Linked DNA regions of Homo sapiens: region 1 is linked to region 2. A link is a contact called in ENCODE POLR2A ChIA-PET data. All regions are on one chromosome and are shown on one strand. Each heading gives the region's core, a stretch centred on a gene start or an enhancer-like site at or near the end of the contact. The rest is flanking DNA. Distances are from core to core; before and after follow the strand shown.

What was found. ChIA-PET counts read pairs that join two places held with the same protein, here RNA polymerase II (POLR2A).
Region 1: POLR2A ChIA-PET joins it to region 2 with 10 read pairs in activated B cell. The contact joins the enhancer-like site here to the promoter of KBTBD4 in region 2. POLR2A ChIA-PET finds 5 or more read pairs at or near these places in 4 of 52 experiments (B cell, Panc1, activated B cell and 1 more).

The regions. Positions count from the first base shown.
Region 1 is chr11:48,020,722-48,026,039 of GRCh38, forward strand. All of the region lies in intron 1 of PTPRJ (protein tyrosine phosphatase receptor type J), which reads left to right. Among named protein-coding and RNA genes, the nearest start is that of PTPRJ, 43 kb to the left of the region's middle. Within about 2 kb of position 1,895, at least 3 of the 41 ENCODE cell types and tissues checked have a DNase peak (open chromatin) inside an H3K27ac peak, as active enhancers do; they include B cell, where a contact is called at or near this core.
Region 2 is chr11:47,577,720-47,580,755 of GRCh38, forward strand. KBTBD4 (kelch repeat and BTB domain containing 4) reads right to left here and starts at 1,251. Exons shown (of 4, transcript NM_018095.6): 1 at 1,214-1,251; 2 at 1-309. The coding sequence starts at 1,232. It overlaps NDUFS3 (NADH:ubiquinone oxidoreductase core subunit S3), which reads left to right and starts at 1,355. Exons shown (of 7, transcript NM_004551.3): 1 at 1,355-1,439; 2 at 1,550-1,615; 3 at 2,806-2,903. The coding sequence starts at 1,373. RefSeq lists enhancers at 810-1,469, 1,162-1,401, 1,470-2,128 and a silencer at 2,870-3,036.

The sequences.
Region 1 (5,318 bases), core at 645-3,144, 440 kb after region 2:
AGTATCACGGACTGAGTTGGGTCCCAATGCTGGATGTCCCTACTCTTCCTCCTGCCCCTCCCACGTTTGGATGGGCAAATGCACTAAGAACAGCCCGTGGGCAAGTGAATGAAACCAAAAAGCAGCAAGGGATTTGGACAGTCCACCTCAGAGTATCTGACTTTATTTTGAGGGGCATGTGTCAGAGTTGGGTGAAGAAAGAGATTCTCAGATGGAGATAGAGAAAGATCCCCAAAAGGGCAGGCTGGCTACCAGTGATTTATTTTTATTTTTCTTACTTTTTTAAGAGAATGCAGGGCATTTTACTCTTCTGTGGTAGGAGAGTAGACTGGCCACAGCCCAGCCCAGAACCCTTAACAAAAGGTTAAGCTGCTGGGCATGGTGGCTCACGCCTGTAATCTCAGCACTTTGGGAGGCAGAGATGGGTGGATCACCTGAGGTCAGGAGTTTGAGACCAGCCTGTCCAACATGGTGAAACCCTGTCTCTACTAAAAATACAAAAATTAGCCGGGCGTGTTGGCATGTGCCTGTAATCCCAGCTACTGGGGAGGCTGAGGCAGGAGAATCGCTTGAACCCAGGAGGCGGAGGTTGCAGTGAGCCAAGATCACGCCATTGCACTCCAGCCTGGGCGGCAAGAGCAAGACTCCGTCCCTAAAATAAATAAATAAATAAATAAATAAATAAATAAATAAATAAATAAAATAAAATAAAATAAATAAAAAAAGAGGTTAAGGTTTATACGCAGGCCATTTCTAATAGATGTTATGGAAGCCCCAGGTTTTGGGGCATCAGGGTTGGAAAGGAAGCCAAAAATGGGTGTGTCCAAAGGACAGATGCATTGAGAATGGGTTGTAAAATTTCAGCCATTGTGTAGATTAACCAGCACGGCACCCTGCCCCTCAGCCATTGTGTAGATTAAGGAGCACTGCACCCTGCCCCTCCTCCCCCAAGCATGCAGCACCTGAGAAAGAAATCTGACAAAGATGCTTTAATATGAGTCTAGCGCTTTGAGCCTTTCATTGTCATCTCCAGTGCAATTGTCTGTGGGTTTTGTTTTGTTTTGTTTTGTTTTTTCATTTTTATTGGACTTTGCTTTGCCTTTTAAGGGAAACTCTGGATGATATACTTCATTATTTCACTTGTCAGATGGTTAGTAATATGGTATTGCCATTCCTGACCTAAGGCAGCAAGTGATTCCTTCTGGCAAACTCTTTAAGAAACATGGGCATGGAGCCTGGCTGCCTGAGTTCAAACCCCTGCTCTGCTGCTTACCAGTTGGGTGACCTTGGTCAAGTTACTTAATCTCCGTGCCTCAATTTCCTACTCTGTAAAATGGAGATAATAATAGAACCTGTGTCATTACATTATTGTGGGAATTAAATGTGTTAGTCTACGAAGAGGGGTGCCTCAGGCCCATGGTAAATTTTATGTAAGTGTTGGTTGTATATAAGATGATGAAGTCCGGGCGCGGTGGCTCATGCCTGTAAATCCTAGCACTTTGGGAGGCCGAGGCAGGCAGATCACCTGAGGTCAGGAGTTCGAGACCAGCCTGGCCAACATGGAGAAACCCCGTCTCTACTAAAAATACAAAATTAGCCAGGCCTGGTGGTGCATGCCTGTAATCCCAGTTACTCAGGAGGCTGAGGCAGGAGAATCGCTTGAACCTGGGAGGCAGAGGTTGCAGCGAGCCGAGATCGTGCCATTGCATTCCAGCCTGAGTAACACGAGCAAAACTCCATCTCAAGAAAAAAAAAAAAAATTAAGATGATGAAGATGCAGCGTGGGGCCATGAGAAGAGTCCTGGTCTGGTGAGTTTGGAAACCTGGCTTCTGGCCTGTTTCTAACACTGTATGTCCTTGGGCCAGACCCTTTCCCCTGGGGTGCTGATTTCACACCTGTAAAATGAAGAAGTTTGACTTGCACAGTGCTTTTCTTAGACTGTGGTAAGGGGTGGATGTGGGGGTAGTGCCAAGACCAAGTGAAAGAGGCTTCTGGACCTCCATCCTTGCTTCAGCCAGAGCAGCGTGGGTTCATTTCATTTTTGGATTTTGGTTTGTGGGAAGAAAGGGTTCTCTTGCCGGTGTGTGTGTTTCTGATAAACAAAGAAGTGTGGAAGTGGCTGAATGAGATGACCCAAGGACTCTTTCTGGGAAGATGCAGGAGGAAGTAGGTGAGCTGAGGGGAAGCTGGTGGGGATAGGCCTGGTGGGGCCTGGGGAGAAGGATTTGAAGGCTCAAGTCACACGGTGCAGGATGGGACTCAATATAGGGTGGGATAGGGCGGTGGGTAAAAGCCGTTACAATTTTGTCCAAATGGTATGGGCTGATTTACTTATTAGGGAGGTACAAATGGCTTCGTGTTATAAAGTGTCAAGATCCTTATTTGGATAAGGCAACCAGAGTGTAGACGAGAGAGTAAGAGTAAGAAAACAAGGAGAAAAATGAGTGTCTTAAGGATGTAGAAATTTAGTTTGCTGGAAGTCTCTGCAGCCTGAACAAAACAGCTGTTAGGTTTGCCAGAACTTAAACCAGAGGGTGCCTGCCAGTGGTTCATATTCTTGCTACCTCTTCCTCCTCTTGTCTTGTTTTTCCTTTCCATTCTAATAATCACGATGAGTTTCCCTGACATGCACGCCCCTTCATTCATTTGTATGATCACTTAGAGATGAGGAGCTGCCTTGCCAGGTAGAAAAACCATTCTCAGGATGAATCTTTGGCTTTCTGAATCAGAGTTTTCTTTGGGTTTTAGAACTTCATTCTTATTAAAGTGGGAATTTACCGGCCGGGTGCGGTGGCTCATGCCTGTAATCCCAGCACTTTGGGAGGCCAAGGCAGGCCAATCGTGAGGTCAGGAGTTCGAGACCACCCTAGCCAATATGGTGAAACCCCGTCTCTACTAAAAATACAAAAATTAGCTGGGTGTGGTGGTGCGCGCCTGTAGTCCCAGCTACTTGTGAGGCTGAGGTAGGAGAATCACTTGAACCTGGAAGGCAAAGATTGCAGTGAGCCGAGATCACACCATTGTACTCCAGCCTAGGCGACAGAGTGAGACTCGGACTCAAAAATAAATAAATAAATAAATAAATAAATAAATAAATAAATAAATTGGAATTTAATATCTCTTATCATTTCTTCAATTCCAGTTTTTATTAGATCCACAACTTTTTTGGTCAAAACCAGAATTTTGATTATGTGTGCCATCCTAGGCTACCTCACCATCCAAAAATCCTCTTGGAAAACCCCACGCTTATCAGGAAAAGGAGATGGAAGTGAAAAAATAAAAATATATATAAAAAAAGGAAAACCTAGTGTTAGCACCCCTTATCCAGCAGGCCCCCCACCTGGACCCCCACCTGTATTCACATTCCTCCCACACTTACAGTCAGTGGCTTCATTAATCTCTAAGGTTCCATGTTCTGCTCCCCAAATAGACTGTTTGCTCATTGAAGACAGGCACCACACTTACATTTTTTTTCTTTCTTTCTTTTTGTTTTGAGATGGAGTCTCACTCTGACGACCAGGCTGGAGTGCAATGGCGTGATCTTTGCTTATTTCAACCTCCGCCTCCTGTGTTCAAGGAATTCTCCTGTCTCAGCCTCCCGAGTAGCTGGGACTACAGACGCATGCCACCACAGCCGGCTAATTTTTGTATTTTTACTACAGGCAGGGTTTCACCATATTGGTCGGGCTGGTCTCGAACTCCTGACCTCAAGTGATCCACCTGCCTTGCCCTTCCAAAGTGCTGGGATTACAGGCGTGAGCCACTGTGCCTGGTCTTATATTTCTTTTCTATTTTTCTACCCTGATCAACCTTTTCTTTTCTATCTCTCTCACTGTTTCTACGATCAAAGTAGTGGAGTCAGTTTCCTTGCATCTGTCCCAAGCAGCCGTTGCTAATGGGAATGAGTGTCAGGCACTGTACATCAGCCCTGTTTTGAAACTCTGTGCCTGCTGCCTCATTGACTAGCTGGAGAGTGTTGAACATTTGGTTGTAGAATGTATGTGGATTGCTGAGTTTCACGCATGAGCTGTGTTGTCATTTCATTCATTCTGAGTGGCATCTGCGCCAGGGCTACCTGGAGTTTTTCCAGCTCCCCAGGCCTAGCAAAGGCAGGGATCCTGTCTCATTCAGCTGCATTTCTTGAGCTGTGCTTAGAAGGCCTGCCACACAGTAGGGAATCAGGAACAGTCGCGTTTACAGAGCTCTCGGGTGATAGAAGGGAAAGTAAAGGTATATTAAATTTCTTCTAGGCTTGCTGCCTAATCCCCTAAGGGGCCTTCTCATTTCTTTCAGCAGTGCCATCTGGCAGGCCTGAGAGTATATGGGAATAAGTGGGGTGCTGGATCTTGTGGGCAGGCTATGGGATCTGGGAAAGGGGTTAGCACCTGGGCCTGGAGGGACCTGGAATCTAGGGGGGGCATACATCTAAGCTAAATGTGGCTGTGGCTTGCAAACTCAGAGGCCTTTCGGGCAGCCTGGTGAAATGATAAATGGGCAGTTGCTGTTTATTCTCAGTCCTAGAGATTAAAAAGAGGTGCCCCCATTGGAAACTGGAGGTTACATGTTCTACCCAAAGGGAGCAGCTGCCAGTCGGCTTCTTGCGATGTGAAAGTACAGCCCCAGAAAACCCAGGTTAAGTGATGTCCCCTAATTTTTAAAAGTTGGCAACCAATTCAACTATAAAATCATGCCTGCTGGCCTCTGAGCAGTAGGCAGGGCTGGTGTATGCCGGAGGCCACCAGGGGACATAACACCTGCCATAGGGTCAGAATAGGTGGGTGTTAGTCACCATCCAGATGGTCAGATACCGGAATTGCCACAGAAATGAACATGACATGCAGAGCAGGCAGAGCAGGTGCCAAAAGTTGGTATCAAGGAGGCGAAGGTCAAGTTCTTTGCCCACCAGAAAGCCTTCTGTTCCTTGTCTCCTTCCCTTCCTGCACCTCCAAGGACTCTCCACTGCTCCCTACAGCTTAAGTCCAAATTTCCCTGTCTGGCATTCAAGGTCTTCCATACCTTCCTTACAAGTGCCCTTTAGGCGCTCTAAATGGCGCGTCAGCTCCTATGTGTGGCCTCAGCTTAGCAGTCCAGTGTTCCCTCCCCCTGAATCCCTCCAGACTGCCCAGGCTGCATCTGCCTCAGACAGCCGGGTGTTCCCAAGACATGCTGCACTTTCTTCCCTCTCTGATTTGCTCATGCTGCTCCTCTTCCTGGAATGCTCATCCCCCCAATTATGGAAATCCCACTCCCCACTCATCCTTCAAAAGGCTCTGGACAAAAGGCACATTCTCCCTGAAGTCGGCTACCCTCCCGACTC
Region 2 (3,036 bases), core at 1-2,500:
ACTCGCTGACATCCTGCAGCACAATCACCCGGTTGTGGGCCTCCTTCAGGTTGGAAGTGAACATGGATCGGAAGAAGCAGCTCTGAGCTGAGAGGACCAGCCGATGGAGCTGAAACTCCCGGCCTTCCACCGAAATGGTGACATCAGCAAAGAGCTCCTCCTCTAGACACAGTTTCATGATGCCTTGAGCCACACGGCCTGAATGTGACCGATCTTTGAAAGTGTAGTTCACAAAGTAGTTCTCATCCATGGATGCTCCAGGCTCCTCTGGTGATTCCATGCTAGCCAACTTCTCTCTCTGCCAGCTGTCTGCAAAGCAACACCATCTTGAGTAACCTGAGGAATTCACAGCCATAGTCTGTGAATCCAACTGTCCAACTCAGGGAGGGAAAAGGAAGAAGTGAGAGCAAAGTGGGTCCAGATTGGCCTTAGTCCTGGCCCTGTCCATGATGTCCCTGACGCTATCCTTTAACCAAATCTGGGTTCGTTATCCCCAGTGGCGCCCCTCCGCTAATGATATAAATAAAAGTTCCAACTCTGGGTGTTTTCCTGAGAAAACACGGAATAATTCCTTTCCATAATGTTAACAAAAGACTTGGGATTTAGGTCAATATATGAAAGCAAAGGGCTGGGAGAGGCCTGTGATCGTAAAAGCCTTACTAACCAAATAACTGGGGCATAAAACTAGTGAAGCTCAGGGGCAGTAGAATCAGACAAAAAGGACCCCTGGCCCCGGCCTAGTGGCCAGGTCCTCTCCTTCCCAGCGCATGGAGTTAAGACGCTCCATATGAAGCCTAGCCTGGGATATCCGTGGGTCTTACATTTGCTCTCTTCTGAGCTGCTTCCCCCACACTTCCCCGCTCGCTCGAAAGACTCCCTATGGCTGCGTCCCAGAACTTGAGTCCATCCGCCCCCAGGCCGGGGCACTGGGAGGCCCATCACCCTGTGCAATGTCCCCGCTCCACCTTGAGTCGTCTTGGAAACGGTCGCCAGGGAAACCGTTCTTCCCGCTCAGGCCCGCCCGCCCTCGTCAAAAGCTTGGCTCAGAGAGCGGGGGAGGGGTGTGTAGCGTAGAACCCAAAACGCCCGCCCCCTCCCCTCCTCTCACCCGCCTGGTTCTTCAGCGTCCTCGCCTTCTCTCTAGGCTCTGCCACAAGGAGCTAGGACCACGCTCACCTCACGATTTCCCTACCTGCCTGTCTCGCTTTCTCACCTGCGTTCCCTCCTTTCATCCCGGAGCCCGGAACCTCCGCTTCCGGCTCCACGTCCGCCCGGAAGAAGATCTGCTGCACACTTCCGTTTCCGGTCCGTGCCCTTGGGGCTCCGTGTCCTGCTGTCTTTCCGTCCGCTGCCTAGTCTGCATCTGAGTAACATGGCGGCGGCGGCGGTAGCCAGGCTGTGGTGGCGCGGGATCTTGGGGGCCTCGGCGCTGACCAGGGGTGAGCACGGGCAGCCAGCTGAGACCGGGGTCAGGCGCAGCGGCGTGCCCAGTGCAGAGAGCTCCTCAGGGCTCATCCCGCGCGTCTGTGCCTTTTATCTCCCTGTGCAGGGACTGGGCGACCCTCCGTTCTGTTGCTGCCGGTGAGGCGGGAGAGCGCCGGGGCCGACACGCGCCGTGAGTATGTGCGGGCAGCGCTCTTCTCTGAACTATCGGCGGGGCCCCTTAGATGCCTGTCCTTGCCCTAGGATGCCCTTCCCTACGTCCTCCTGGCAAATCTTGGAGATCTGACTTGCAGTGGTCTTCACCCTGCATGCAGAATCGAGCCCTCCCTGTGCCCTTAGGCCTGTTATGGCCCTGATTGTTCCTTGTCCATTTCAATCATCCCCTTTTTGTCTGATTAAACTGTCAGCTCTTTGAAAGCAAGCAATATAACCTTTAGGCCTCAGAGCCCTGTAATAATAGTACCTAGCGTTAATTGAGTGCTTAATGTGTGCCTGGAACCTCGCTAAGCGTTTTAGTGAATGATCTTATTTCGTCCTCACAACAGCCTTATGGGGTAGATAGCATCTTACTCTTCTTACTATAGATCAGGAAACAGTCCAAAGAATTAAACTGCCCAGGGTCAAAGACCTAGTGAATGACAAAGTAGGCCTGCCTGCTGCCAGAGGCAGAAACACCTAACCATTATTCTGTAGCTTGTGATGTGTGATTGCTCAGTGGTTTAGGGTTGCATGAATGAGTATGTACATATTATGTTACAGTCAAGATACACGGACTGGGAGTTAGGAGACCTGGCATTTCTCCTTTCCTGGGTTTTCTCATTGACACACACACACACACACACACACACACACACACACACACACACACCTGGGCCTCAGTTTTCTCATTGACACACACACACACACACACTTTTAAGGAGAGAGAGAGTCTGTGAGGGATCTTCAAGCCCTGAAGTTCTTAGCTTGAGAACCTGGTATAAACTTGCGTGCTAAGGAGCTACAGAGAGGCAAAAGTTCAGTTCCCATCCTCAAACAGCTCTTAGTCTGACAGGAGAACTGAGACTACTGCTTTAGCAGAAATGCAGGCAATGTGAGGGAAGAACTGTGGAGTAATTTTGAGAAGAGGTGAACACCCCAGCTGCTATAGTAAGAGTCTTTCTGAGGACCGTGTAGTTAAGGTGGCACTTTCCCCAAGTTTTCATCACTGTATTCCCTAGAAGGGAAACCTTTCACATGCACCTTTCTCAAGGTGCTTCAGGGAGCCTTTCCTGGATTTGACATCCCTTACAAGCCTAAGAGACTGCATGCAGGGCTGGCTTTTGCCTTCTCCATTTCTTTTTTAAATATGCCTTTTCCTTCCAGCCACTGTCAGACCACGGAATGATGTGGCCCACAAGCAGCTCTCAGCTTTTGGAGAGTATGTGGCTGAAATCTTGCCCAAGTATGTCCAACAAGTTCAGGTAATACTTACTAATGTTATTTGGGTCTGGGTCAAGAAAGAACCATGTTCGCAGGGCATGTGGGAGTGGGCAGACTTGTTTCAAAGAAACTACAGATTCCTCCATCCCAAGCTTGGACTTTTCTCTCAGCATT